Regions from separate parts of the Homo sapiens genome. Here all the other regions are linked to region 1. The links are chromatin loops, found by intact Hi-C in ENCODE. Cell type or tissue: sigmoid colon. All regions are shown on one strand. Region 1 holds the start of PDZRN4 (PDZ domain containing ring finger 4). Region 2 overlaps CNTN1 (contactin 1). Region 3 has its middle 79 kb from the start of PDZRN4. Region 4 overlaps CNTN1 (contactin 1).

Region 1 (8,000 bases):
AAATGTTCCTCAACAGAGATTTATCATCCTTTTTTGAAATGTTATAATAATTAATCCTTTAATAATCAAGCAAGTGACATCATAGTTCATGGGAAACACAGGTTATTAAAACAGAGGTATTCATTAACACATTTGAAAACTTCAGGCATTTTATTCTTTCATCACAATATCTAACGAATTATATAGAATCATAATAGAGTTTTACTTCTTTTTGGAGGCAGCGTCTTGCTCTGTTGCCTAGGCTAGAGAGCAGTGGCCTACACACAGCTCACCACAGCCTTGACCTCCTGGGTTTAACATCGAGTGATCCACCCACCTCAGCCTCCTGAGTAGCTGGGACCATAGGTATGTGCCACCATGCCCAGCTAATTTTTTTGTTTTGTTTTTTGGTAGAGATGAAGTCTCACAATGTTGCCCAGTCAGGTCTCGAACTCCTAAGCTCACGTGATGCTCCTGCCTCAGCCACCAAAAGTGCTGGGATTATAGGCATGAGCCACCTCTCCCAGTGACTTTTACATTTTTTGTAAGAAAGTAAAAATGATAATGCCTTTACTGCTACTAAGAATGTATATTCTAATAAGCACCACACCAAGGTAAAGTGGTAAATTTGAAAACTTAAAATATCCCAATCTTTCTTGCATGGATCATATACATGTTTTATCATTGTCTTACCTCCATGATTTTGTCATGAATCTCCAGGCCATCTGCTCTGTCAGCAGGTCCATTTTCTAAAATTTTTGAAACGTAAATTCCTTCAGTCGATGTTCCTTCCTGATTATTCTATTTTTAAAAAATCATTAGCAGAAGAAAGATGTAAGCAAAATTTAAATATTATTAGGGACAATTTACCAAATGTAACATTACCAATCCTCTGTAAACCTGCAACTCTCTTAGCTGGGGATTTGGAACAGAATTTTAACTTACTTAACACCAACTAGTCATTAATCAAGGTGGCAGTTTTAATGAATGAGTCCAGGGTCTCTGACAAGATTATCTATTTACTTCACATTTTTGAGTTCACATAAAAAAGCTATGGGAAAGGGCATGTACAAGGTGAAATAAACTGGCTTTTAAGTATTATTTATAAAACATCTCACTTCTAAAGAGAGACAGCAAGTAAAAGGGTGATAAGGTTAAAGAAGGAAAAAAACATATATCTGGTTCCCACTGTATAACTGGTTTGAGATGTGGTAGAGTTTAGAAATGTAATTTAGCTTTTTGATGTGCCAGATTTAGAAACATAGCTCTAGTTGTGTCTATTCACAAGAGACACTGGTAGCTTACTCAAGTGTAAAATCCCAAAAGATCACATCTAAACTGCAAGGGAACCTATGCAAAAGGGAACCCATGCAAACTCATCGTTACATATTTCCAGGTGCAGTCTGACTCATGATTAGTTAAACCTCAAACATAGCCAATATGGTAAAAATAGGACATTTTAGCCAGTCACAAGAAGTCAAAGCTTATTTAGGGGAAAATATCCAACATCCTATAATAATACATTATATAATTTTAAATGTCATTTGACTTCATGACAGGTTAAATAAAATTATTTCTCTTTAGCTGTCCTTATCATGAATTTTAAGAGACTTTTTAAAAAGGCCCGATGTCATCTAAATGTCAAATACCAAAATAGAATCTATAAAAATATTCCTTAGGGAAAATGATAACGAAAATGCTATGATGAAAAGGCTTTCATCTTAATAAATGAGGACTGTTTTAAAAAGAGAAGCACAGCAGTCATTAGTTGCTAAGTTTTCAAAATACTAAAAACAAGGAAGAAATATGTCACTGCCATCCTTACCTAAACAGAGCATATGGCCAACAACACTAAGACAGTTTCCTTGTACAACATCTGCAATGCAGGATGCAAAAATTTCATGGCAGTTTATTGAGAAAAATTAAAGAACATCATTTTTTAAAACTTAACCACCTTTTTCCAGTTACGGTGAAAATTAAGTTGACACAGGAATTCAAAGATATAAAAGAACTTTGCAACTACAGTATATTCTATAAGTTTAAAATATGCATTTTGAAAACAATTGACATCAACATGAAGAATATTATTCATGCAATCAAACAAAGAACTCGGTTTGGGGAGCCAAAAATATTTCTAATCAACTGTTTTTCTTTAACATGGTACTTCCTATTGAAATCAATCATCCCTTGTTTCAACTGTTCATTCATTCATTCAATATAATTTTCTTCCTAGTCTGTATTAGCATCTTCAAACTGAGTAATTGCACTTAATAAATAGGTTTAAGCAGGCAATACAATTGCCTAATATTATCAAATAGAAATTGCCTACACATGGTATTGTGAAATAGGTTTATTCAAGAAATTTGCCAAAAGGACAATAAAATTTAGATAAAATGTGAAATGTACTTTCCTTTTCTTCTTTTAAAGTAGCAAAGAGAACCAAGTTTGCTAGCTGTTGTTTTTTGTTTTTCTCAAAAATAAAGGCCAGGTGCAGTGGCTCAAGCCTGTAATCCCAGCACTTTGGGAGGTGAGGGAGGTGGATCACTTGAGATTAGGAGTTCGAGACCAGCTTTGCCAACATTTTGTATTTTCTCTGCTACAAATACAAAAATTAGCTGGGCGTGGTGGCACACGCCTATAATCCCAGCTACTTGGGTGGTTGAGGCAGGAGAATCAATTGAACCAGAGGCAGTGGTTGCATTGAGCTGAGATCACGCTACTGCACTCCAGCCTGGGCTGCAGAGTGATACTCCAACTCAAAAAGAAAATAATTTTTAAAAATTAAAAAATAATAAAATCAGAGCCAGGCATGGTGGCTCACACCTGTAATCCTAGCACTTTGGGAGACCGTGAGGTGGATCACTTGGGGTGAGGAGTTCAAAACGAGCCTGGCCAACATGTGAAACCCTGTCTCTACTAAAAATACAAAAAATTAGCCGGGTGTGGTGGCAGGAGCCTGTAATCCCAGCTATTTGGGAGGCTGAGGCAGGAGAATTGCTTGAACCCAGGAGGAAGAGGTTGCAGTGAGCTGAGATCGTGCCACTGCACTCTAGCCTGGGCAACAGAGCAAGACTCTGTCTCAAACAAACAAACAAAATAAATAAATAAATAAATAAATAAATAAATAAATAAATAAAATCTGGGTATGTACTGGAATATTTGCATTAAGAAATCTGATATTTGATCACAAGTATAATTTTAAAGATTAAACCACTTGTTTTTCTTACTCAAAATCCACAAACAAAAGCTAAGTCCTCTATTATTTTATAAGCAATGAGTAATGCTTATTAATGCTTATTTTATAAGTAACGAGTAATGCATTAACAAGGTGTTTTACCTGATTTGGTCGACCTCCTATAATATTGAATCCCAAAGTGTCATTTTCTCTTTCTAACACAATAGTGAATGGCTTATGCTCTCCATCCTAGAAAAAAATGTATAAAATGACTTAACCAGGTAAAAATATAAAAGAAAAATAAATCCTACAATAAGTTTTTATGTACTGTAAGTTAACTGACATGTGAAAAGAGGAAAACTTTAAAATTAAGGATGGTTGAATGTGGCAGAAGGTTGACATTTTCCTATACTTACTTTGCAAGTATGTATTTGAAAAAGAACAACTGTGCATGTGAGGGGAAAAAGCCCTATTTTCAAAAATTACTAAATGGCTTTGCATTTTGAGACAGGAAGCTCTTTTATCCTAATGCAGTATCTAAATCTGATTTCACTGCAATTGAAAACAGATTTCTGGTTAAACCTTGGAGGTATCTTTATTTTTCCCTCCATTACAGAAAAGTAAAATATAAATTATCAATAGTGTAAAATTTTTATTTTGTAAAGTCTTAAGGAATTTAAGAAACACTGGAACTATTTATAAATTATAGTCATAACATTCATGTTGCTGTTGTAATGCAGGATCTGTTAGGCTACTGTAGTCCTAATTTTAAATAATATTCCTATTTGGTTTTGCATAATTCCTGCAGAATAAAAAAATAAGGGTTTGTGCTAGGTAAAGTAGTATGTATTTTTTCCTGCTGGCCAAATAATAGTAAAACAAATATGAATTATAGCTACAATGTTTATTAGTAAAGACTAACTTACACATAGGATGAATTAGTGCTGGACTAGGTGGGTTTATTCATGGTTGTAGATGTTATTAACCTTTACTTGGAAACTATTTCTGAATGATAACATTCAGAACATATGCATCATCATCACTGCTATCAGCATCAAGATATTTTCCCAGGAGCTTTTCCCAGGCAATGCGCAGAGCAGCCCCTACTGGTAGTAGAAAAACACTTCTGAGGAACACATAGAAGGTTTTGGCTAGTCTGCAAATCATGGGCAGTTTTTCTCACTTCTCAGAATCATAGCTTGACTTGTTGCATGGACTTTTCTGTAATATTATTCTAGCTGTTCCTCCTTTCCTTCAACCATTGGTTTCCTACGACCTTGAAACCTGGACTGGTAATACAAAGCTTCTATCTGTGCTTTTCCCCGGGTCCTCCCGTTTTGTAAATTTACCTGTATATATGCGTATATGTATATGCATATATGAACTAGAGAAATACTCCTTGAAACCGGTCGTTTAATACACAACGTGCTTCCATTCATCAAGGTAGAAACATTTTAGTCCCTCTCACTTCAATTTTCTCTTTTACGTTCAAGACGGGCGCTTCTAAACTCAGTGCCTGAGTTAGAGGCAGTGTGGAGCAGCCAGTCCCAAATGGGAATCTTTCTGGGTTGCTCCTCCCCGGGAGTGCTGAAGAATGAAAACAGCTCCTTGAATGGTGCGCAAATTCTGCTAAATCCCTGCTCACCATGGCAGCGACCAACAATGTCAGACACTGTGCAGAAGTCCTCCAGGAGAGAAGTAACAGCTTTATAAACAAGCCTCTTCACACGGGATGCTGCAAAGAGGCTTGTTTATTCGGTATGAAAGCCGGCGGGAGGACCAGGAGCGCAGTTCGGGGCCAGCAGCTTAGACAAAGAAGGGAAACAACCGCTGCCTGGGGGCTCGCAGGGCCGGTCTGACCACAGATGGAGGTTCTCGGACTGGACTTCCCAGGTCGCACACACACAATCTCAATCTCTCTCTCTCTCTCCACCAATAATGAGATCCCGAGGCAAGGAAGGCTTATTTAGGGAAAGTCAGAGTGATGAAATGAACTCTGCAAGTCTAAGAAACCCCATCTCTCAACTCCTGAGGCTGTCCTGGCCCCAACGTGCCTCACAGTCCCCAACTTAATAGAAGGCAGTTGATTCAGGCAGTGGCAGCGCAAGTGTCATCAACGCTGACACCAGTCCCAGGTGTGCGTGCGCGGCTGCCAGGGCCGCGGGGATGCTGGTGGCCGCGGGAGAGGAAAGGCTGGGCCGGGAAAGTCTTCGCTTTCTGTCTTTCCTTCTCGGATTTGCTTCAGGCACGGGACAAGTGCTCAAAAAATAGGCAGAGACGGTGGGCAGGAGGGTGAAAGATGGAAAACGAGAGTCTGGATGGAAAATGAGTTTTCACAATTCCTACTTTCCCGGGGGAAAGTTAGAATCGAATCTGTTTAACTCTTTCCAATCGTAATATAATCAGAAAAGGGACAATCCTTAACTTCGACGCCAATCCATTCGTAAGATAATGACAGGAAAGTATGATCAGGGTGTGGATGTTTCCTGCTGCATAGTGAGGAAGGATGCCCAATTCCAAAGGAATCCTGAAGCGTCAGAAAGAACCGCTCCTTTTCCCACCCCAATCGACCATGCCCGCGGTGCCCACCCCCCTTTGCTTACCCTGCGGTGGCCGCCACCGAGGTCGCCGACGAAGTTGCGGACGTGAGCCATGTATTGGGTGAACTTCTCCTGGTACCTGCGCGCCGTGAGCTGCACCTCGCCCTGCAGCGCCCAGAGCTGCGCCAGCAGCGCCTTCTCGCGCCGCCTCCAGGCGAGGACCCGAGGCCCGGGTCCCCGCCCGCGGCCCCAGCGGCCGCCCGGCGGCCCCCCGCGCGCGCCCCCGCCCCGGCCAGCCCTGGGTGTCGGACCGCAGCCCCCCCGCGCGGGCACCTCACCACCGCCCAGCCCCGAAGCGCAGCCCCCGCGGCTGCGGAGCCGGCGGGCAGGGCCGAAGTCGCAGTGCTCGACGTGCGCCTCCAGCTCGTGCAGCCTGACCGAGTGGCCGCAGCCGCGGGCGCGGTAGTCGCACTGGACTCGCAGCTTCTGGATGAGGCTGCGCAGCGGCAGCACCCGGTACAGCTCGCCGGGCGCCAAGGGCTGGCACTGCAGCGGGCACCGGCGCCTCCGCACCGCCCAGGGCAACAGGCAGCTGGCGCAGAAGACGTGCCCGCACGGCGTGCACAGGGGCTCTTCAAGCACCTGGCCGCACAGTTTGCACTCCAGAGCCGGGTCCACGGCTTCTGCGAAGCGCTCCAGGGCAAAGCCCATGTTAGGGATGGGGAAGAAAGGGGGAGCGAAAGCAGAGTCCGTCTTCTCCGAGCCCCCCTGCCTTCCCCGGGCCACCCCCGGGGCAGCCGTCTCGCGGCGGCGGCAGTGGAGGGAGGTGGCGGGTGGGAGGTGTGATCTCACTGTTTGTTTGGCTTGAAGTTTTCAGGCTCCTGCTAGGTCCCCTGATTTCGCCCGTATTGACGCTAATAGAAGTAACCTCCAGAGACCCCCGCCTCCTTCGTTGCCCTGCGATTTATGTTCTTTCAAATTTTGGCCGCCCAGCTTACAATGGTCCTTGGGAACACTGTGTTCTCCTTCGCCTGAACAGTGAACTTCAAGCATCGAGGCGCCTCGCCCTGGGCAGGGCTGCTGATGGGTAAAGCGCTAATGTTGAGAAACAACTTTTAAATTCACCACAATGTAAGCTTCGGGAGAGCAGAATCTTTTTGTCTGTCTGGTTTTCCGCTGAATGCCCATGGCCCGCCCGGCGTCGAGTCTATCTCCAATATGTTTGAAATCGAAGCACTTTTGTTCTTTCACATCAAAACTACAAAATCAGAAGTTAGGAAACTGTGACCTTAGGAAATCACTATAAGGAAAATAACACTAGGAAATCCACAGGGCCAGGCTTCTCAAACCGTGATCCAGAAATCAGGTGAGTTAGAATGGCGCGATCCTTGACCTAGCAGCAAAGATGGGGAAAAAGTCAAGGGCCCGCCTCAGGACACTGCCTTCTTAGGGAGCCCATGAACAGCCATGCAAGGCCTCCTCCCGAGTGAGGAAGCTGGGATTCTGAGTCTGACTCCAGGTTCAGTTGCCACAGCATCCATCTTCTACTTCCACGGGCGTTTTACTACTGGGGACGGGAATGTGATCATTTGGGAACCTGGAAGGGAAAATTAAAGGGAAGGATGATGAAAGAAAGCAGTGAAATAACATATAAATAAAATCTTAGTGGCTGCTTCCTTCTACTTACCCTGAATGAACCCTTTGGATCCAAATTGCCTCCCCTCCTAGTTTGACTCCTCAAATTGTGTAGCATGACAAGCCGTCCTGAAAACACGCAGTAGGGCGTCATTCCAAACCCTTCTTACTCCACTTCCTTTACCATCTTCTGAACCTTAGGAATGCAGAGATCCTGTCACCTGGCTGCATATCACTTACTGCCATTATCCTGAAGCTGCCACCAGATGCTTGGGTGGGTTTTATAAATTAATCATTGATGATTCCTTGCTGCCAGTTGAGCCTTGTTCCTGGAAAGCTTGTAATTCTCTATGACACCAAATGGCATCAGTTGGAATTGATGAGAACAGCTCCAGACTTTGTCTTTTAAATCCTTGGAGCTAACTGAAGAATTAGCAAAGACTAATAATAGAGGCTAATAACCTTCTGAGCCTTCTTGCTGTTTGAAAGATGAGATTTTGTTAGTTGTTCAATAACCAGTGATGATTGGTGTGCTAGATGTTTGATATGCTTTTAAACTCTTTTTCAAAATAAGATGCTATATTTCTCATTTAATATATATAGATTCATATGTGATAAAGTAACATTTGCCCCTATGTTCCAAATTTCCCCCCTCTTTCGACCTGTCTTTC
Region 2 (8,000 bases), 200 kb after region 1:
TTGAGGGGTGTACAGTACAAAAGTGTTTTAGGAGGCTTGAGGCAGTCTGACCTGCTCCCCTGCTTCCTAGTCCCAAAACTCCAGCACAATTTAAGGGTTTTAAGGATGGAAATGTTGGAAGCATTTTAAAGAATGAGGATATTGTGTTCTTATGATAGTCAAGGCTACACTGGGGCTTTTCCAGGAAGCTGGGAGGTCAACAGGTAAGGGCAGGTATCTGCTAGGACAGACAAAGAAGAACCAGGTGGATGTGTGGAGAAGCTGCAGTTGATTGACTGATTTTGAGTGCATATAAAAAGTGTGAGGATCCAGTATGAAAATATCCCAAACAAATGGAAGACATTTTCATAAAGTAGAAGATCATAGTTGACCACCAAAAATATGTGAAGGAATGATGGTAGGTAAGGCAAGAAAAGTCAACAGGAGTCATTTTATGCTAGATCTGGATTCCAGCTGAGGAGCCAAGGCTTTGATTTTAACGAGTGAGATGAAGAAAGGAAGAATAAGCAACCAGACTCAGAGTCATGACCTCAAGCAGGTGGACCCTAGGAAGAACCCCTTGGTCCAAAGACGCATAAAACTCTCTCAAAGGGGGAAAACGAAGTGCAAGTTAAGGGGATGGAATTCCAGAATGGACATTCTGAATTATTAAGGAAGGAATTTGCTGTAAATATTTAAAAATAGTATTCCCACCAGGATTACTAATAGCTTGACAACTCTTCTTTTTAGAACAAACCCAATTATTCTTCTTCTTGATAATTTATATTAACATCAGTACCTACGAGAATACAAATATCTAAAACAAACATGTTTTGGTAGATAGTTATAATATCCCCTCAATAAAACCATCTATGTAAGTAGTAGGAATAATTTAGCAAAAACATGATTAACGTCTATCATTTTTAAAAGATGTACCAAGAATTAAAAGTGTCTCTTCTCTCTAAGCTGCTTTCACTTCTGCAAATCTCGGTGGCACTTCTGACCCCAACCACATCAGAAGTACATAATTTAAAACACTTTCTGTCTATTTTCCCAGCTCTTATCTTGAGCTAAGTAGCCCATATCATCACTACAAATGGAACTCCAAGACTGGCTAGGTCCACATGAGGCCCACACTCAATATACTTCTTCTGTCTCCCCCTTGCTTGTTCCTAGCTATCATTTGTGGCCATGTATACATTTCTTCTACTTTTTATTCATGTTTTGAAACCCCTCAGGGCCTAGTATGCCCAGCATGATGTTTTACAAATAGAAGTACTTAATACATTTTTGCTTAAAATATATATGTAATACAAATTCTAAAGTTTGTGTCTATTTAGAGTGGACAGTGTCTCAATGCAAGAAGCATAGCTTTGTCTATATCAATCACTTTAGTGTCTTCTCCATCCTTGAATCAGGCAGGTAAGAGAAGGAGGGCACTGTTTTACCTTGCCCCACCACATAATATCCATCACTCCATGACTCTATATTGTCATGTATTCAGCCCATAAATTGTCCTGTCCTGTCTAAAGCAGATAGTACTACTCTATCTTCTTAAGGCCTCTTCCTTTCCCTTCAATTGTGAGTTGATTCTCATTTATCTCTTCCACTGCCGCTTTGTATGCTTTTTAAAAACATGGTTTTACTTTTAAAACACATTTTATATGTTTTATTGTGAGCCCTAAATGTCTTCATAAATGGACTTGTACCTAATGCAATCTTCTTTCCTATTCCTTAAGCCCTGGTAGGAACTATTGGATCCTTTTCTCTTCTTCTCTTTCTTCTTTTTTTACTGCTTCCAAAATCACCTATGCAGTTTGGGAGCAGAGGCCTGCTCCCTAAAGAAGTCAGCTTTGCTTTGGAAGCAGATTTATGCCTCAAGCCAAATGAAGAGAAACAGGAACGGAGAGACTTTGTGTCCTTTTTCTTCAGCCAAGTTCCTTGCAACCTGTTTGTTATTCTTGGAGCCAGAAAGAGAGTAAAGTACTTTGCATAATGGAGGCAAATACTGGGGATGGATCAGGAGCAGACCTTGTTCTAGACCTGATTTTTAACCGGGTCAGTTCTGAGTCAGGCAATACAGTTAATCTCAGCAGTGAAAAATCAGATCTTAACAGTATAATGCCTGTTAGAGGCATCTCTCTTTTAAAAAAAACTAAACTTTGTGTATTAAATGGGTAGTTCTTTAAAAATTTGTTTTACTTTTAGTGTAAATTTTAAGCAAAGAGATATAAAGCAGGAGACCTTAGTTCTTACTTTAGTACTTAGGCCAAAGTACTCAGTTTAGCAACCAGCTGTAAGCAATAATTCAAAGATCTATTTACAAATGCCTTGAGGCCCTAAGGCTTAGAATAAAAAGAAGTTTCCACCATTCTTTGAGGAAAAGAGAATCAAGCCTCATGGGTATCATAAGACCAATAATTCATTGTGTTTTAGTTGCCTGGAAATCATGCTCGTGGTACCCTGCCTTTAGAGCACACTGATTAATTGTTTGAGCAGCTTTGGAAACAGCCAGAATGACTTCAGGACTAAAAAACAGATTGTGTCAAGAATAACTCCAGCCAATGTAAGCCCCTCCATTGTAGACTTTTACAAGTTACCTGAGTGAGTCCTGGTATTTCTTTAAGATCCGAACACAAGCAGAATCTTTGATGTCCCCCATTTCAATCTAAAACCCAAATATTTGTAAGTACGCAGAACAAACCTACTCACTCAGAGATTCTAAATAAAAATTCAGGTGTCTGTTTGAGACTGGAAATGAGAATTTAAAGGCTTCTCACTGGTTCTAACGCACCTACTCAGTCTTATGTTACAGGTCCTAGACCCAACCCATGGATCGCCTGGCAGGACTCTGGAAGGAGCCATAGGTTAGGCAAATTTCCATGAAGCAAAAGTAAAGCAAGCTGTGTTCTGGCATCTCAGAAGGTGTGAATCCTTGATCCTTCTCTAAGGGAAATACGAATGTAGCCTCATAAAAATCTAGAAATTCATGTTTGAAATGAGAACTACAAAAACTGAAGAAACAGAAAGGCAAAAAAAAAAAAAGGATACTGTCCTACAATAAACCTAGAGAGTTTTCATTTTTAAAAAGATAATACTAATACTAGGTAAAGATATGGCAGAAGAGATACTCAAATACTGATGATGGGAATAAAAACTGGTTCTACTTTATTGCAGAGCGATTATATAATACAGCTCATGGGTTTTGGCTGTTTACACTCAACAATTTAATTTACAAATATCTATTTTAGGGAAATAATCTAAAGTATAGAGAAACATTTATGTGCAAAGATGTTAACTGCAGAAAAATTTTAATAATCAACTCAGTCTTACATAACACAGAAATTTAAATATAAACATATTTTCTTCATGTTGCATAATCTATTCCAGGTTCTCTTAACTATTTCTCATAGCATGGTTACTATGCCTCTTCATGTTCTGGCCAACATCTTCTTACATACACACACACCATCACTAACAATATTCTATCATTTGTCCGCTGAAAACAACAGCATAGAATCAAACACAATTTTCTAACAACGACCTGAGCATCTTGTACAACTCCAGGAACAGCATCAAGCTGTCTGCTGTCCATCTGCTAAAAACAGTCCAAGAGAAGTAAAATTTACAATAGATTGCCTTAAAAGTACATAGTCTATTTCTTCATCTCATTATTCTAAATTTAATCTTTGGAACACTGAAAATTGATATCTTTGAAACATATTTATTTCATATCTTAAGTATTTACCTTCATGAAGCTGAATTTAATCCTGTACCTTTGTTTCCTAGTGGTCACATTATAAATAAAAACCATATGATTTTTATTTCTGTATTTGTTGCAGAAAATATTTTTCACTTCCACTTAGGATGCAGTCACAAGAGAACTTCACTAGTACACTAACAAAAACAACACATAGATAATCTATAAACCACCATCTTTCAAAGCCCATTAGAGAGCTGAGTTTGTGAAGACACAATGGACTAAAATTCATCATTGGTAGAACAGTGATGAAAGAAGGTTGTAGTCACAGATGTTAGCAAGAAGAAAACAGTTTAACTTCTAACAGATATTTACAGACAAAGTATAGGCTGGTATGGCTGTTTAAAAACGTGGGGAGATCAAAGAACAAGGAGAATCTATAGTAATTTGACAATTATTTTTCATAGGCCTTCATCATGTGTACTCAAGAAAGTTTTGGGGCAGAACAAAAGAGCCAAAAAAGACTTCCCTCTGCGGCACCGATACTACAAACATGAGATAGTGGCAGGAGTGCTGAGAGAGATCTGCTTCCCCTTGAGGGACAGGTGCTTTGGACCTGTTGAAGTCTAAGGGAAGAGAAGGAGAACTGAGTAAAAAGCCCGAGCACTCTGGGCTTTAGACTGATTATCAGCAGCAGGTATCTGGGCAGAAGCAGGGGAACTGAAAGAGCCCTCTGTGGGGTCCAACGTAGAAGAGTCTGCCGAAATCTGATAGCAGGACAGGAAAACCTCCAGACACTCAGATATGTAGGAGGTCTGATCATACATTCGAATTACTTGAAGCCTGTGCTAAACTGAATCTAACAATGCTCAGATCATCTCAACTACAAATCTGATTGACTCAGTCCCTAAAGTAATGACATGCACTTTCCCAGACATCAATTAATATTTACTTTAGTAATCACTGTTCTTCTATACACAATGTTTGGAATTGAGCAAAAAGTTATCAGACACATGAGCAAACAAAGAAATATGACCCACTGTCAAGAAAGAAAAAATAAATCAACAGAGCTAGACTTTAAGATGGTCTAGATGTTTAAATCATCTCATAGGGTTTTAGCATAACTATGTTAAGTATGTAAAAATGTCAAGTGGAAAACATGCACAACTTGTATAAACAAATAGGAAATTCCCATGGAATATTATGTGAACAATATTAAAAGCAGCCAAATGCTAGAAATAAAAATTCCTGAACACAATAAAGCAGAAGGTCAAAAGTATTTTAATGGGATTATTCACAGACCGAATCCAACAAAATAAATTATCTATGTAAGCAAGAGAGGAAATTAGCCATTATCCATACAGAAACACAGACACGCAGATAAACAGACACATGCGTGCGTGCACACACACACACACAGACACACACACACTGTCCATTATCTGTGGAACAACATCAAACAATCTAACATATGTGTCAAGAGAAACCAAGAAGAGAGAGTAGAGCAGAGGAAATATTTCAAGAGGTAATGAATGGCTAAGAATTTTCCAAAGTTGAAGAAAATATCAACCTAAGAATACAAGAAGCCAAGCTCCATTAGGATAAATGCATTTTATCAAGCTGAAAAGCAAATACAAAAAGAAATCTTGAAGCAGTCACATAAAAGGGACATATCAAGTGCAGGGAATTATGATTAAAACAATAACTGACTTCTCACCCAAAACAATGGAGACAAAAGACAACAGAACAATGTTTTTAAAGTGATCAAAGTAAAATGAAGAGCAATTTGGATTTTGTATGAAATAAAAATAATACTTAAAGATGAAATTAAAGACATTTTCTGATAGAAAAAATGTAAAAACCTTTGAGTCCAACAACCTGAACAATTTGAAATGCTATAAGTTTCTTAGTAATGCAAATTATACCAGATAAAAAAAGAGTTTTACAGAAAGGAATGAGGAACCCAGATATAATAAATATACTGGTAAATATAAAGGGATTTTGAGACACTTTTCAGCAAATAGAATAGAAAACAATCTTCTCAGCCTAAAAAAGGCATCTAAGATGACATATTCAAAGCAGTGAAAAAGAAAAGAAAAACAAAAACTGTCAACCAAGAATATCATATCCAAGCAAATATATTTTAAAACCAAAGGCAAAATGCACTCCTAGATAAACAAAAACTGAGAGAAACTGTTAGTAAAAGACTTATCTTACAAAAAAAAATTAAAGTTCTTCAAGTTGAAAGTAGTTGATCCCAAACAGCAATTTGAATAAACTCCCCCAAAATAATGAGCATTGGTAAAGGTAATTTTGTAATTATAAAAGATGATATAAATACTTATTTTTTCTTCTATCTTCTCTTAACTTATTTAAAAGTAATTGTAGAAAACTATATATGTATGTATATATATTCACACATATGTTGTGCATTTATATATGCATGTATATATATAATTGTCTTATTGGATCTATAATATATTTAAATGTAATATATTTGATACTAGCTGCACAAAGGGGACAGGTAGGAGCAAAGTTGTAAAGAAATCATATCAGATGGTGATACATAGTTGGTATATTTGTCCACTCTAAATCTCATGTTGAAATTTGATCCCCAATATTGGAGGTGGGGCCTAATAAGAGGAGTTTGGGTCATGGGGGTGGATTCCCAATGAATGACTTTGTGCCTTTCTTCCAATAATGAGTGAGTTCTTGCTTTATTAGCTCATGCAAGAACTGATTGTTACGAAGAGCCTAGCACCTTGCTTCTCTCTTTGTTGCTCCCTCTCTCACCATGTGACAAGCCAATTTGCTTTCACCATGAATGAAAGCTTCCTGAAGCCCTCACAAGGAGCAGATGCTGGCACTATGATTCTTGTATATCCTGCAGAACTGTGAGCCAAATAAAACTCTTTTCTTTCAAAATCACCCGGCCTCAGATATTTCTTTATAGCAATGCAAAATAGACTTAGACAGATGAAATTCAAATCAACATGAACAAGTGAGGAGGATTAGAAGTAGTAAATATAAAGGATAATATAACAGACAAATTAACAAAGGATAATATAAACATATTGGTTTAATAGGCAAACATTTATAGAAAGTGATAATATTAATATAAGATTATTGGGTTTGTGACATATAGAGATGTAATATATATATTTATATATATTTCACTGAGTATAAAAGTGTTTCCCCTAGATAGCTTTATTTCATCTTCCTCTTTTGTGCGTAATATATTTAATCCTCTGTGTGTGAGTAATATATTTAATAATATATTACTAAATATTAATATCATATATTATATGCTATTATAGCAATATATATATTACTATATATGACATAGCATATAATAAAATATGCTATAATAGCATATAATAAAATATGCTATAATAGCATAAAATAAAATATGCTATAATAGCATATAATAAAATATGCTATAATAGCATATATAACAAAATATTAATATACAGTATTATAGTAATATATAACTATATTACTATATATGCTATTAATATATAGTAATATAATATATAGTATATATATATAGTACTGTAATAGCACAAAAGAGGAAGAATGAAATAGAACTATGTAGGAGAAACACTTTCATATTCACTGAAAATTTAAGCTAATAAAATTATAAAACCTATTCTGATAAATTCAAATGTATCTGGTAAGCCCTAGAGTATTCATTAAGTATGTATGTGTTTGAATATACACATGTATAGTGAATATAAACTTCCCTTCAGAGCAGGATTATACATATACACACATACACACATACACTCACACACACACACACACACACACACGGTGAATATCATCAAAGGAATTAAAATGTTACACTAGAAAATGCTCACTTCTTCCAAAAGAAAGCAGTGAACAAGGAAAAGAGGAACAAAAATAGTAAAATATTTAGAAAGCAAAAATACAATGCAGCTACAATCCAACTGTATCAATAATAACATTAAATGTTAATTGATTAATTCAATCAAAAGGCAGAGACTATCAAACTGGATGAAAAATCCAACTATATGTGGCCAACAGAAAACATACTTTAGATTCAAAGACCCAAATTCAATGAAAGTAGAAGAATTGGAAAAGATATATAATGGAAATAGGAACTTTCAGAAAGCAGCAGTGGCTATTACTAATATCAGAAGTACCCTATTTACTTATTTATTTATTTTATTATACTTTAAGTTCTAGGGTACATGTGCACAATGTGCAGGTTTGTTACATATGTATACATGTGCCATGTTGGTTTACTGCACCCATTAACTCATCATTTACATTAGGTATATCTCCTAATGCTATCCTC
Region 3 (8,000 bases), 82 kb after region 1:
AAATTATGACACTAACCCCAAAGAGTCAGATGATGAGTGACATCAGTGAAGTGTCACTCTGTCATGGAGGAGCAGCCTCTATACTACAGCCAAGCAGGTTTATACACTTAGTCAAGAAGTCTGCAACTGTATTCAAAGAGGTGAGGTGAGGTAGAAAAGTCCTTTACTCAACTGAAGCCAGAATCATCTTGTGGGAGTCTTCCACATGATTGGAATGAGAAACTGCCTTACAGCAACTCCTTAAAAGGTGTACCTCCCCTTACACCAAAAAGAGAGTCACAGAACTCGCCATCAAGCCTTAAGTCAGACTATGGTCAAGCATTGCCCTGCGTGGAGTTATGCAAGATTGCCAGGGTACCATGGCAGAGCCATTTCCCTACGGAACCCCCTGTTTGTTTTCAATACTCTTCTAAAATATGTGCTCCCAGTGTCCTTTATGATAATCAAAAGAAGTTCATAGCAATGCCTTATAGAAAAATAATGCAAACTATTATGATAGTAAAACAAAATGGGAACTCTCTTCCTCTCTTTCCATATTTATACATATATTCTCTATCACTCTCTCTGATATATATTCCCTAAACCACAGGCTTTTGCCCTAAGTTTTTGTTATTCAAGATGACTAAATTGTATCTCCATCCCCTTTTTAGGGAGATGGAAATAATTTCTAAAGAATTTTAAGGCTATAGGCTAACATAGATAGGGACAATTACCTCTGGCTCAGAGAAGAGAGTCCTTATCCCTACTGAAGAAACTCAGGAAAGACTTCTGGAAAACATGACACCCAGGCTAATATCTAATGGAAGAGAATAAGTTCAACTTGTAGCTCTATTCTTGGTATATAATAAGTATTCAAAAATGTCAGATGAAGGATGATACAGAGCCAGTGTTGTGGTTGGAAATAAAGGCCAGGACAAGCCAATGTAGCATCTCATTTAACTGTCTAAGTATTTTACATCTTACCTTGAAGGTGATTTTAGAAGTTAAAATTATATATATTTAATTTTTAATTTCAGATTATATTTATTTATGCATTAGACCAATAACTCTGGCAACAGGGACCATAGATTCATACCCCCACCATCCCCCAGCCCCAAGAAGCTAACTCAAATGGAAATAGAACAAAACAGAAAATAACAAAAATAGATTAGCAGGGCTTCAAAATGGAAACTGAAAATCTGACTCTAAAATTTATATGGAAATTCAGAAGAACAAGAGTAGCTAAGACAATCTTGCATTACACATTCTTATGTGTAAGAAATCTTGCTTTATGGATATCAAGACTTGCTATATGGTAGATAATTAAGAGAGAGTGGGGCTGCATCAACTATAGACACGTAAACCAATGCAATGAAATAGATGCCCAGAAAAAGGCTCACATAGATATAGATATTTGATTTATGCAAACATTTGTACTTTAGAGAAATACAAGAAAGAATACTCTAGTCAATAGAGAGTACTAGGTTGTTTGGATAACTATATGGGAAAGATGTCTTACCAAAAAATTATTTCTAGGTAGACACTAGACATAAATATGGAAGGCAAAATAATAAAGCATCTAAATAAGGATAACAGAGGAGAATATCTTCATGACTATTGTTAGGAAGTAACTTTTAAAATAAAACATAAACACAATCATAAATTCATTAACTACTTCAAAATTAAGTACTTTTAATCAAACTACACCATTTGAGAGGCTGAAAAACAGGCTACAAAGTGAGATAACTATTTTCTTCATCTATAACTGAACTTATGAATAATATAAAGGACTCCTACGATTGCAGACTGAATTGTGTCCTCTGAAGATTCATATGTTGAAGCCCTAACTTCCAATGTTTCTGTGTTTGCAGATACAGCCTTTAAGGTCATAAGAGTGGGGTCCTAATATGATACGACTGATGTTCTTGTAAGAAGAGAGCAAAACAGAGTCTGCCACTCCCACACAGAGAAGAGGCTATTAAGGATACAGTGAGACGGCAGCTGTCTGGAAACCAGGAAGGAGCCTCACTAAAATCCAGCCCTGATGGCACCTGGATCATGGACTTTCAATTCCAGCACTGTGAGAAAATAAATTTCTGCTGCTTAAGCCACCCAGTCTGATATTTTGTGATGGCAGTCCAAGCTGACTAAGACACCTGCCAATCATTAAGAAAAAGACAACCCAGCAAGGAGAAAAAGGCAAGAGACTTGAACAAGCACCTCACAAAAATACCTCAAGGGCCAATACATATGACAGAATATATATAGCATCAGGGATCTGCACAGGAAAACAGAAGCTACTCTATGTATTCCAGGTGTGAAGGGCTTTATTAGAGGGAATTAGAAGCTTATAAAAACATTTAGAGAGCTGGAAGAGTAGAGCTCAGAGAAGCTCCCACCCTCTCAGTCTACATCAGTAAAGCCAATAGTTCCCAAGAGTTTGTGTTCTCCATATAATAGTTCTCAACAGGCTTCTATGAATCTAATGTCTGCCTATGAGTCTTGCTACAACCTCTTCTGAAGAATATGACCTTCCCTTCCCTTCTAGGAATTGCCTCTAAATGTTAGACTTCAATGCAAAATAAGACAGGTGGTTGTTAGGACTGTAGTCTCTGGTTTACCCTCTGTCATACAGAAAATATCTTAGTAGGGATGCTAAATTTAATACACTCAATTCAGAACAGTGTTCAACTTCATTTTTAATCAGCAAAATAGGAAACAAACCTATGTACAGGTTCATTACACACCCATTAGATGGCTAAAAGTAAAAAGATTGGCAATACTAAGTGTTGGTGAGTATGTTGAGTGATAGTAGTCCTCATAAAAGTGTAGAAGTGTGAATTAGTATAATTAGCTTAACCACATTGGAAAGAAATTTGGCACTTTCTATTAAGTTGACCATATGCATATCATGTGACTCAATTCACTTTTAAATATATCCAACAAAAATATGTAAACACATGTACCAAAGACCATGCTATAATGTCCACGGCTCAAATATTTGTAGTAGGCATACCCTGGAAATAATCCAAATGACCATAAATAATACCTAAATTATGGTAGACTCAAACAATGGTATACTAAAGAGCAAACAAAACAAGTAAGTTATATGCAGCCAGACGGACGAATTTTAAAAATATAACATAGCCTGAAAGAAACCAGAAAAAATATACATACCTTGTTATTTCACTCATATAACATTTAAGACAGGCAAGAATGAACTATTGTGTTAGGAATCAGGATACTGGTTACCTTTAAAGGAAATAATAAGGAGGAGGAGAATTTCTGGTTACTGAAAATTATCCATCCTAGAAATATTCATATTGTAATAATTTATTGAGTTGTACAATTATATTTTATTGATCATTTTCTTTGCCTTCGACATCATAATAACAAAGGTAAAAATATACTAAACAAACAGCAAACATGCAAATCAGTAAACAAGCAAAAACTTCAAAATTAGGAAAAACAATCTCACCAAGAGAGACCCAACAATGGAAAGGTATAATTTAGTACTTTGTCTTAAAAAGTAACAGAAAGGAAATAAACAAGATGTTCTTTCAGGTCTTAGTACTGTTCCCAAACCTATCCCTGCTGTTACCTCCCAAATGTGCCAAATGTGATACTCAAAAGCTGAAAAAATTCAGGAAATGTTTACTTAATGAGAAGTGGATGCAGGGGAAAGTGGGAGCTTGGAGGAAAGCTCTGAAAGACAAGGGCAGAGCTGTGAAAGACAGAGCAATTATCATTGCTGTGTTCTAGCTGGGAAAAAAAAAATGTCACCAGGCCTCAATATTCTATAGGACTCTGTTCTGAATTTGCAGAAAGGAAGAGAACAAAGAAAGAAAAAGTTCTAATTAACAACCTAAGAGAAAGCTGGAAGTCCTTTAAAAGAAAAGAAGACAAATATGCTTGTGGATGATAATTGGTGTTTTTGAAGTAGAAAGCCCCCAAATAAAGTGATTTGAAGATATAATAGAAAATAATTTATTTGATGTAAGAGCTAAATCTGTATTTTAAAAGTTTATGTGAAAGATGCAAATATCAAGATGTGTTCTGGCTGTTATTAAACTTTCGGCATGAATGTGGAAAAAGAAAGTTACCAACAAAGAGATCAGGCTGGACTTGAACATTCTTACAACAATAATCAGTATCAGAAGATAACAGATCATGTTCACAAAGTCTTGAAGGAATGAATATTATGGCCAGTTTTGTTTTTTTTTTTATTCACTGAACAAGCATTTTGGAAATACTAAAAAAATTCAGGAATTACTGTGCCCATGATTACTTCTTGGAAAAACACAACCCAAATGACCGAATGATTAAATCCAGAAAATCAGAAGAAGAGTGGAAAACTAGTAGCAAAAATCAGTGAGACAGCTAATAGCAGGAAATATGAGGAGCAAGGTCTATAGCATTTTGGTTGGTAAAAAAGTAAATAATTGTTTGCCCCATTAGGAGACAAGTTTCTCAAGTTTGCAGCAATTCAGGAATACAGATCTTACAAACCTTTCTTGGGAGAAGAAGAAAAAAATCTTATACTGAAATCTGAGGTAGGTAGAATTCTAAAATGCCCCTCTAAGGTTCCCAGCCCCTGCAATACACACACCTTCTCCCAGTTATTCAATTCAACACCAATCTAGGTACACAGATTTTACACATATAATTAAGGTGCCAGGTCAGTTGTTCCTACAATATGAAGATTTTCCAAGTGGGTGTGACCTAATCACATAAACCTTTAAAAAGAGTGCTTTCTCCCACTCGTTGCTGAAGAAAAAAGCCAGAGATTTATAGCACGAGAAGAAAGTGGTTCAACATTTCTGGCTTGAAGACAGAAGGCAAGGCAGCCAAGTAGCTTCTAGTTGCTGTGAACGGCCCCAGCTGACATTCAGTAAGCAAGGATGAGAATTCTGCCAACAATTAGAATTGCTTGGAAGCTGACTTTTCCCCAGAGCCTCCAGATGAGAACCCACCCTGACTGACACCTTGATTTCAGCCTGTGATTCCCTTGGCAGAGGAAACAGGGAGGCTGTGCCCGTCTTCTGACCTATAGAACTGTGAGTTATTAGATGAGTATTGTGTTACATCATTAAGTTTGCAGTAATTTGCTACATCGCAACAGAAAATTTTAAAATCTCCAGACAATTCAGAAATATATAAACAATGGCAATACGGTGAGGGGCTGAATTTATATAAAAATAGGAGATATGAATAATCAAGAACAAAAACCATTAAAAAATCCTGCAGCAATTATTCACTCAATTTTTTTCTGTAAACAAATATCAAGTTCCTATATGACACTATTGTCCCAGGCACTGAACCTAAAACAGTGAACAGAACAGGGAAATTTTCCTGCCCTTGTGGAAACATTCTAATAAGGGGATGGCAAACAATAAACAAAGTAAGCAAAATGCACAATATGTCAGATGGTGATAAGTTCTATGGAGAAAAACAAGCTAGAGAGAGAAATGGATGGAAAGTTTGAAGAGAGGACTGTGATTTAAGTTGGGAGGTCAGAACAGTATGGCAATTTCTCAAAAAACTGCAAACAGAACTAACATACAGTCTAGCAATCCTACTGCTGGGAATTTATCCAAAGGAAAGGAAGTCAGTATATCAAAGAGGTACATAGACTACCATGTTCATTGCAGCATTATTCATAATAACAAGATATGGAATCAACCGAGTGGTGTCTGTCAACAGATGAATAGAAAAAAATATGGAATGTATATATACACAATGGAATAATATTTGGCCATAAAAAAGAATTAAATCCTACTATTTGCAGCAACATAAATGGAACTGGAGGGCATTATGTTAAATGAAATAAGTCAAGCACAGAAAGACAAATATTGCATGTTTACATTCATATGTGGGAGCTTAAAAAGTTGATCTCATGAAGTTAGAGAGTAGGATGATGGTTACCAGTAGGATGATGGCTGGGAAGGGTGTTTGGGTGTTGGGGAGATGGTGATGAAGAGAGGTTGGTAAATGGGTAAAAACACACAGTTAGATAGAAGGAATGAGTTCTAATGTTCGATAGCAGAGAGGGTGGCTATAGTTAACAACAATGCATTGTATATTTCACAATAACAAGAAGAGAGGACTTGAGATGTTCCCAACATGTAAAATAATAGATCCTTGAGATGGACATCCCAAACATCCTCACTTAATGGTTATACAGCCTATGCTTGTAACAAAATATCACATCACATGTAACCCATAAATATATACACATACTTGTGTCAATAAAATATTTAAATCAATCAATCAATGGGGTGGTCAGGAAAGGCCACCCTGAGAAGTTGGCATCTGAGTAAATCTTTCATGGTGACAGAGTCTGAAGCAAAGTGGTTCCAGAAAGAAGAAACATCAAGTACGAAAAGCATAAGGCGGGAACATACCTGGTATAGTTGGGAAGGCCGGTGTGCCTGGAGTGAAATAGTAGGAGATGGGATGAAATGAGTAACAGGGCAAAATTGCATTGGGCTTTCTAGGCCAACGTTAGGGCTTTGAAGTGTTTTGCTCAAAGGGTTAAAATCACTGTATTGTCTTTGTAAGAGCATCATTCTGTCTGCTGTGTTGAGATGTGACTGAGGGGCCAGGGCCAGAGCAGAGCAGGAAGGCCAGGTGGCAGACTGTGCAAGGATCTGAGGGCGAGGGATGGTGACCTGGACCAAGTTATGGCAGTGAAGGTGCTGGAAGGTGGGCAGGTTCTGGAGACATTTAGGAGGTAGAGCCAGCAGAATATGGTCTGGAATTGGAGTGAGGGAGATGGAGAGGACTCAAGAATGTTGAATGACTTCAAGTTTTATGGACTGAGCAAGTGGAAGCCTGAAGCTGCTTATGACCCAAATGGCCAAGACATTAGGAAGAGCAAGTTTTAATCTACTGGAGAGCTGAAAGCTGGTCATATTGTGCTTGAATTATCATTAAGAATCCAAATATTACAGAATAGAGTGTAAGTGATATACCTTCAGAATATAATTTAAAACAGAACAAAGTAAACTAAACTAAACTAAAATAAAATAAAATGAAATAAAAACAAACAAAAAACAAAAACAGGATCACTAATTTTAGGTGAAAGAAGAGGGGTGGTAGGAGGCAGTGTTTGAACATTCATTTCCTCGTCTTCATAGGAGCTATTCATCTACTGCCTGCAACTGAGATATTTAGCTAAAAAGAAAAAAATGACTTAACAACTTAAATTTTGTGGTGATCATTTAAAATTTAATTTAGATGAATGTTTTAGGTCATGGTATTTTTTTGATGAAGAAACAATTACTAAAAATTTAACAACAATTCATTTCATTTTAATGCAGCATTGTTCACTTTTAAATTTTAAATTAAAATAAAATAGCATGTCATAATTTTGAAAATGAAAATAGCAAGTACAATTCTATTTTAATAATATTAGTTTGATCTCAATCTAGTTATCTATACCTCTATGTTTCTTTATGAATGGAGATGTCTGGAATTAAGGTAACAAATTTAACAATTATTTCTAGTTGATAGAATTTTTTAACTTTATTTTTTATGTTGTATGGCTTGGATTTTTTTAAACATGCAAATTTTTATAATCAATAAATATGCATTTGTTACAATAGGTATGGGTAATAAAGTACAAGTAATAAAAGCATTTTCTATTTATTCTATATTAACAAAAATTGCAAAATAACAGTTGAATGACTGAGAGTACCTCTGGGAAACTGATTTCCAAGCCAGACTCATAAATACACATATCTATATGTGTATTACTAGGTAAGTGGTGTTAACCTTATAAGTAAACACCACTGTCTGAAGTGATTAATATATAATTCTGTTTGGGAAAGTGATTTAACACATTAATTGATGGGACTGGATTATTCATTACCAGAATTCTTGACACCATTTTGGGATGATTTAATTCAGTGTCCATATTCATTGCGACCCAGAAGAGCTGAGTTGCTTTGATATAGTTTCACTGTTTCCTCTTTCTTATGATTAACAAATGATGAGTGATCATGGCTATTCGAATAGGA
Region 4 (8,000 bases), 240 kb after region 1:
ATACAACTCATATATCATTTAATTTATATGGTTTTCAAGTTGGTTCCCCTTAGCTTTAGAGTTCTAAAAATCTTCTTGGACCACTTTGTAGAAAAAAGTGATCAGAATGGACATTTTATATATTATATTATATATATATGCTTAATTCCATTCACCTGGCATTCTTATATATATATATGCTTAATTCCATTCACCTGGCATTCTTATCAACAAATGCTTAGTAAGGACTATGAGAAGTTAGGCTAGAGAGTGACATCAGCTAACATGGTCTATACATGGGAAGTGTGATGATCTTAAAAGAAGCTAGCCCAACTGAAAACACACCCAGGAACATAGATACCTTCCTTCGTTTAACACTGGTAAATAGCAAATAAAATATAGCAGTTAGGTATCAGTAAAGGTTTATTAAGGTAGTAAAAAGGGGATCAGAAAAGTTATATATTCATACAGAATGAAGTATGATAGAATTATCTAATTAACTCTTTTCCAACTAACTACTGATAAGAAAAATAGAGCAATTTGACATTGGCCGAATGCTTTTGTATGTTTTGTGTGTCACAAGACTGTGCCAGGAGCCTGTATACTTTTTATGTATTTCTCCCTCTTTTCCACTGCTCATCAAAATTTAAGAGTCTTAAATTCAAGAAGCACATAAAACCCATCCTCTACTACTTAAACTATTTTGGATATGCATTTTGAAAAATCTAGTTTCTTTTTATTCGTGTCCCCAATACTCTCAGATGCTCAAAACAATATAACATCTCTTTGTTTCCAATACATCATGCTTAAAACCTTGCAGTGGCTAGTCCCAGTATTGCTAAGTCTCTTTTTTAATATCTTTCTTGAGGACGTTTCTCAAGCTTGGTTCTATCGATAATTTGGGCCAGATAATACTAGGTTTTTGGAATCTGTCTTGTGCATTATAGGATATTTAATAGCTAAATAGATGCAATACACACACACACACACACACACACACACACACACACACACACACACCCTCTCAACACCTCTACAGTTGTGATAACCAAAAATGTCTCCACATGGGACCAAAGTTACAATACTTCAGGGCTTCCACGATCTCCCTGTGGCTGCCTGGTATCCTGCTCTAATTTTTTTCGGCTCGAATCTGATTCTTACCAAGGATTATTGCCCAACCGTCCTCGTTTTCTCCCACATAATTCTGGATAATCTTAACCTTCTTGTTCAACAGTGAATAGAGGCCGGGTGCGGTGGCTCATGCCTGTAACCCCAGTGCTTTGGGAGGCCGAGGCGGGTGGATCACCTGAGGTCAGGAGTTCGAGACCAGCCTGGCCAAGATGGTGAAACCCCATCTCTACTAAAAATACAAAAAAATGGTCAGGTGTGGTGGCAGGCACCTGCAATCCCAGCTACTTGGGAGGCTGAGGCCAGAGAATTACTTGAACCTGGGAGAGGTTGCAGTGAGCCGAGATTGCGTCATTGCACTCCAGCCTGGGCAACAAGAGCTAACCTACGTCTCAAAAAAAAAAAAAAAAAAAAAAAAAAGAAAGAAAAGAAAAGAAGAAAACCCACAAAAACAGCAACAACAACCAAAATAGTGAATAGAGACAATGAAATATTGAACAATGAGATCACATGGACACAGGAAGGGGAATATCACACTCTGGGGACTGTTGTGGGGTGGGGGGAGGGGGGGTAGGGATAGCATCGGGAGATATACCTAATGCTAGATGACGAGTTAGTGGGTGCAGCGCACCAGCATGGCACATGTATACATATGTGACCTGCACAATGTGCACATGTACCCTAAAACTTAAAGTATATAAAAAAAGAAACCTTTCTTTCTAGTTATAAGCATTCTACATAAAATGTAAATAAAAATAAAAGATTAAATTGTAAAAAAACAAAAAAAAAAACAAATTGACTTCTGTTTTATCATTTTTCCTCTCCTTTTTCTTGTCTTGCAGAAACAAAATTTCTGTACAAGATCACAGCATGATCTAGTTTTAAATACATATTTGTAAAATCTAAAGACCTTTTTTGATATGTTTAATAAAATTTTTCTTTAAAAAAGGAAAATAACGTTTGGGTGAGAAATCTGTCTTCTTCTCTCTTGAATGGTATTGCTTATGCACTCAGAAAAAATGCACACCCACATACCTGCAAACACACACCTAGCATACCTGTCTACAGGGGATCATTAGGAATTGCCAGGAACTTCATAGTTAGACCACTTGAAACTGTGTAGACATGACTTACAGTGTATTGCAAAGGTGGCCAACAGTGTAGGGAGAATGAAGTAATTTGGGCAATCTGAGTGAGCATACAAGGTTCATTAAACCAGATTAGAGAATAAAATGTGAATTGAACAGTATTGCCTTGTAGAGCATCAAATACTTATGGGAGAATTATTTAAATAGACACAGACATGAACATTAACCAAAAGATGAATCAAAGTGGTGGAGATTACAGGGTTGGCAGTCAGGCCACCTGGTATCAAATCTTCTGTTAGCCTCTAGCGACTTGTATGATTACATGGGACCAGTTACTCAACTTTTCTAATACTCACTTTCCTCACTTTGAAAACTGAGAAAATCACAATAATATGCACTCCACAGAGGATTTCTGTGAAGATCAACTGAGAAATATGTGAAAAACATTTAACCCAATTCTGTCTAAACAGTAAGCCCACAATAAATGTTGGCTATTATTACCTCTTCACTGCCTTCAGCAATGAAATACCCAGATTTTTTTTTTTTTTTGGTCTCAGTCTAAGTATCCAGCACAGCAAGCAGTGCAAGTATTAAATTGTGAAAAATGAGATCTGTGGCTCAAAAAAAAAAAAAAAAAAAAAAAGAAAGAAAGAAAAACTAGCTAGCAAAAGCTTCTGGAATTTCCAATGGGGGATGATTGCTCTCTTATAAAAAGTATTAATAACCACTTATATACTTTATTCGTGTCCCCAATACTCTCAGATGCTGTGCCAAGTCTCTATATGCACTCTTTCATGAAGTAACTAGTTTTTCAAACCCAGTGAAGTAACCTGAATGAAGTAAGTGAATGATTAATCACGTTTTACAGAGGGAAATTCTGAGGCTTAGAGAATTTTAATCCCTGGATCAGAGTCACCACATAAGAGGTGAGAAAATGAAGCCTAAAGCCCAGGTTGGTTTGTGACACAATCTCTGAACAATTCAAGTGATATTTATGAATTCATATAAGACAGGCAATAATGTCCCACAGTATTACAAATTTAACATGTATTTGTAATAAGAGTAATACATATGTGTGTGTGTGTGTGTGTGTGTGTGTGTGTGTGTGTGTGTGTGTGTATATATATATATATATATGAAATAGTGACAATCTCCAAAACTGGAAATTTTAAGGAACTCATGTAATTAACTAACTTAATGGCTCTAAGCAGGGAATGTTGTTAAACAGTTGAAAGAAAATGACCCAAAGTGAATGTCAAAAATTGAGGGCTACTGAAAAATTCTACAGGTTAGGTGCCACCTTGAAAGAGGAATAAAATGAGATATTTAAAATTCATATTTTTGATAGATTGTCTTAAGTCTTTTCTGGAACAAGAAAAGTTATACATTAAATGAATAAATAAAATGGCTCTGCCTTTTGTATTTACTCCAAGGCATTAAGTAGCTATTGAATTAGAAAGCCAAAACAGGAGCCACTTTATAATTGGACTTGAAACATTTATGATCATTTGCCATATAACATCAACAAAATAAAAGAATGGCAGATAAACTGCTTTAATATCTTATTGTATCAAAGCCTCAGATTTATTAAATTTCTGCTTCGAGCTTGTATTTTTAACATCCCCCATGCATGAGTTCAAGTTCCAGTGGAACATCTGACAATTATTACATATTAATATAATACTCAGGAAATTTTTAGATGTTTAACTCCTTAGTGTTTTTCTATAATCAGTACTAGGTGTGCAATTACTGCCTTAAAATTGAAAGTTACATTAAAAAATAAATTAATCCCAAAGTTTTACATAAAGTAGGATTACTAAATACAAAGACAGTGTTATTTTTGCTTTTTTGGTGTTCCCATTAAACTCTTAAAAGAAATATACATCTTTAAAAATGTACAGTTACATTTTTCCTAATAATTACATAACTTTAATTAGAAAAAATATAAAGAAGACATTTAAAAATCACCTATAATCTCACAATTTATTCATAAGTAGGAGCAAATGCATTTGTTTAATTTCATGAAGGAAAAGAAGTCCCAAATTACACCGGGCTGTGAAATTTGAATCCTTATACAAGGTTGCCCCTTAGTGGTTAAAATCAAGAATAGCAAGCTAAAATCAGTGCATACTTAATTATTGAATTCAATTTATTATTGAAACTAAATTGGAAAATAAAAACTTAGGTTCTTGAAATAAAAAGTTTAAAATTTGATTTCCCTATTCCTTTTTATTATTAGTCAGAACTTCCTGTATTAGTTTTTAGCAATGAAAATTGTTAGAACATGTTAATTATGTTGGTTTTGTTAACTGTAATAGCTACCAAAAAACATTTACATCTGAATCTTAAACTCTTGGGGTATCATTGGTTTATTTTGGGCTGGTGTCCATGTCTATTTCAGTGTTTTATTTAACCTAGTGCCTACAACTGTGTCTGCTTATGGCATGTGCTTAGTACATATTCTTAATGAACAAATGCTATTCAATTGTTGAAATATTGGGAGAACTACATAAAATACCAAATCATTATTTAAGAGACATATATATATTCACTAAGATTTTCATAGGAGGAGCCACTAATTCTGAGAATGATCTATTAACAATCCTAGAAGCAATTAATAGCTGTTAGGACTATCTTCCAAAAGGTGGATCAAATATTTATAGCGTTTTTACTTAAATTTTGCATGGCATATTGACCAGTGAAGTTTAACTTTGTAGTTTGCCTTAAAAGAGAAGGAAGGTGCCAGGGATAGCTTCATTAGTCTTGTGTTGGTTTGAAAGATAGAATTCAGTTTAATTATTTATTTTAAAATGATTCTTATCCAGGCTTTTTAAAAATCGAGATAATTGAATGCATCTGTCCATCTATGACATGCTAAACATGTGCATTTGATATTCTGATTCAATTAAGATGCTTATCTAGTCAGTTGAGTAGGTTTGCTCCCACTGTCAGATCATTATTTGATGGAATGAACTGAAACCTGAGGTGGTGAGCCTGCGGTCAGGACTCTGCTCTGGATTAGCTGGAGGGGTAACTATGTGAATCTCTGCAGCTATCATCTGAAAAGGGAGAGTGTGCACTAAGTGGCCACAAGGTCTTTTACATTTTTATGGTCTAATTTATTATTTGTTTCCTAATTAGTATTCCAGTTATTTCTTTGTTTTCCTGTTTTTTTTTTTAAAGGGGACTGGGATCTATTTTTCTTTCTCTTTAAATTCCTTTTTTTTTCCATTTTCTTTTTGCAGTCATTATTTACATGTACCAGCACAATGTAATTAGTATTTTAAAGAATATAAATAAGCTCTAAATATGAAGTTTCAGTTTAGGGCAATTTTTGTCTGCAAATTTATTTACATAGACTTCATTGCAGCTATTAGTTACTACTTTATAAACTATGGTTGTGGAACTTCTAGACTTTACTTTTGAAATTATTCAATTTATAACACCAAAGATAATTCTTTCAAATTCAGAAGCCTACTTTTTGAGAAAGTAAGATCCCTGTTTAGCTTACTTTTTTCCTTTAAAATGAATAAAACCCAAGTTGTATTTACTTTTCTTGCAAAATAAAATACACTTTAAATAAAGTATTGGAGATTTTGGTGCCAATTTGACTAATTTTGGGCATGTGCAAAATAGTTTCAGATCTATAAGGAAAATATATTACATGGTATATAATGTCAAAATACAAAATTTACAGTTCTCTGCCAATTCTCAATTGTTATTCTTTAAAGTATAATTTTGGTTCAGAAACTGAAAGAGTATTGGTATGTTTACTAGAGGTGTACAGTTGTAGCTAGATCAGTTAAATTACAACTCTTCTAAAGCTAAAAACATAGCTGGACAATATGAAAGCATAATATAATAATGTGTACATATCAATCTTCAGATTTTATGGGACTTAAACAATCCTAAATGTCCTACTGAGTTCATTTGTGCTTCTTTTTTATATTAATAACTGACTTCTAAAATAAAAGTTTTCCTAATTATGCCTATGTTCTAAATATGTCCTTAGTCTTACAAATGTTTGCTTTTCTAAAGAAGAGGCTGATAGGGCCAGTGATTAATTTACTTTTTAAATACACTGTAACCTAGACAGCCTACCAAGACACCAACAATGTTCTTACACAAGTTGTTTTGCCTGCATTACTTCTCAGTCTTTTCCCTCTATTTTATTTCTTTCTACACCTTGACTCTCTATATCACTATGTTTAACTATAGGACTTGTAGAATGTAACACCTTTCAATTCTTAAAATATAGCCATTTAACCCTCTTCAAATCACATAAACTAATTCTCCAAATTCTCCAACATATATAATTTTGTCTCTTTCTTACTCTTAAAGCATAACATAAATGCTTTAAGATCATCATTATAACAAAGATTAAGTTCTATGCTCTTCATTTAAAGTAAAAAGGAAGGCACTAGAACCAAGGGCACATATATACTGATGTAATACACATCAATTGTATTAAAATTAAGGGGGAAATCATACCTAAAGCCCAATTAATATTAATTGATTAATATTTATACCAAAATCCTCAGGGCTAGCCATTTTAGAAAGATTTAGCAGTACAACAGTTAATATAAGGAGAACCACAGAAAGCTTTTTTGCCTGCTTTTTGGTCTCATGAAAAACAAAGATGATATAAAATGTGATTATAGTAATAGAACTTTCAATGCAGACACATAGGAATCACTGGGGTGTTAATAAGATGAAACTTAAAACACATACCATAAAATTCCTCTGGTAGTGAATATTCTCTTTGTTAAAATCGATCACATAGCCATTGAAGGACCAAACAAATGTGAGATCCAAGGCAGGATCAAAGGACGCAGCACACTGCATGGTGGCGTTTTCTCCAACTGTGATATCGGCATTAATTGGGGCCAATATAATTCGCGTAGGATCTATATATTTTTAAATGTAAAGCACAATTCAAGAAGATATAAGACACAATATTATCTGGTATATTAAAATAATAACCAATATATTTTTATTTGTGCAAAATAATAAGATGTTTTCACTTCCAAATTCCAAGAACAATATCATCAAGCAAGAAACTTGCCTGAAATTCTTTTGAAAAAGAAACTTACAAATACATTGACTGTTTAGATGCTTAGTGCTGAATCATGTTTTTTAATACATTAGAAATTAAGCACCCTCAAACATTAACTTACCTGTGATAACAAGGGTTCCAGTGCTATTAGCTTTCCCTCTGTTATTTTCTGCAAAGCATGTATAGATACCTCCATCATTCCTTGTAATGTTGTTGATTTCCAAGCTACCATCTTCCCAAATGAGTATTCTAGTGAAATAAAAATATATATAATTCACAAACCTGATTTAGTAAAATACATTATTATGTCTTAGATTACAAACACTAATATTTTTCAATTATTACATTCTATATAAATCATGCGACCACAGACATTTTTGTAAGATGACAAATTCTAGCCTTTAGTTATAATATTTTTTCTCATCATTGACATTTTGTTTTGGAAATCCACTTTCATCTTTTTCTTGAACTATTGCCGTAGTCTTCTAACTGACCTTCCACTATGGGACAGGCTGAAATCAGTCATAGGCCTGAAAGAAATGAGCCCCGGTCTCCCAGAAATGTAACCTCAGGACTTCAATTCAGACTAGGAGGTGAGGACAGATTGCCATTTCCATGGCTACAGAGAAATATAAATGTATTTTATTTTTAGAAACTTTAAAAAATATTTTAAAACCTCCTTAGTAACAACTTCTGGAACAAATTAATATTTAGGAAATTCTTCTTTGAACAGAAACTAAGTCTTTCAT

Evidence for each region. Hi-C counts contacts between places; a loop is a spot of excess contacts. Peaks named below come from ENCODE experiments on the same cell type or tissue, not always from the same donor. Only the 100,000 strongest peaks of a DNase experiment are listed, where the experiment ranks them.
Region 2: it touches region 1 in a loop (3-fold over the local background); 2 of 110 quality-filtered maps call a loop at or near these places.
Region 3: it touches region 1 in a loop (3-fold over the local background); 2 of 110 quality-filtered maps call a loop at or near these places.
Region 4: it touches region 1 in a loop (4-fold over the local background); 2 of 110 quality-filtered maps call a loop at or near these places.

What each region holds. Positions count from the first base shown.
Region 1 is chr12:41,186,861-41,194,860 of GRCh38, reverse strand. It overlaps PDZRN4 (PDZ domain containing ring finger 4), which reads right to left and starts at 6,541. Exons shown (of 10, transcript NM_001164595.2): 1 at 5,758-6,541; 2 at 3,317-3,403; 3 at 673-780. The coding sequence starts at 6,405. LOC124903069 (a long non-coding RNA gene) reads left to right here and starts at 6,629. Exons shown (of 2, transcript XR_007063563.1): 1 at 6,629-7,060; 2 at 7,531-8,000. In sigmoid colon, a CTCF peak has its summit at 4,270 (motif pointing left); DNase peaks (open chromatin) are centred at 4,260, 4,830, 6,200, 6,690 and 3 weaker places; H3K4me3 peaks cover 5,645 bases.
Region 2 is chr12:40,982,960-40,990,959 of GRCh38, reverse strand. The region is part of intron 16 of CNTN1 (contactin 1); the gene reads right to left. Among named protein-coding and RNA genes, the nearest start is that of PDZRN4, 200 kb to the left of the region's middle. In sigmoid colon, no CTCF peak of the experiment used is centred here; no DNase peak of the experiment used is centred here.
Region 3 is chr12:41,105,113-41,113,112 of GRCh38, reverse strand. No RefSeq gene overlaps it. Among named protein-coding and RNA genes, the nearest start is that of PDZRN4, 79 kb to the left of the region's middle. In sigmoid colon, no CTCF peak of the experiment used is centred here; a DNase peak (open chromatin) is centred at 4,832.
Region 4 is chr12:40,943,097-40,951,096 of GRCh38, reverse strand. It overlaps CNTN1 (contactin 1), which reads right to left. Exons shown (of 24, transcript NM_001843.4): 13 at 7,373-7,500; 14 at 6,927-7,102. Among named protein-coding and RNA genes, the nearest start is that of PDZRN4, 240 kb to the left of the region's middle. In sigmoid colon, a CTCF peak has its summit at 4,275; no DNase peak of the experiment used is centred here.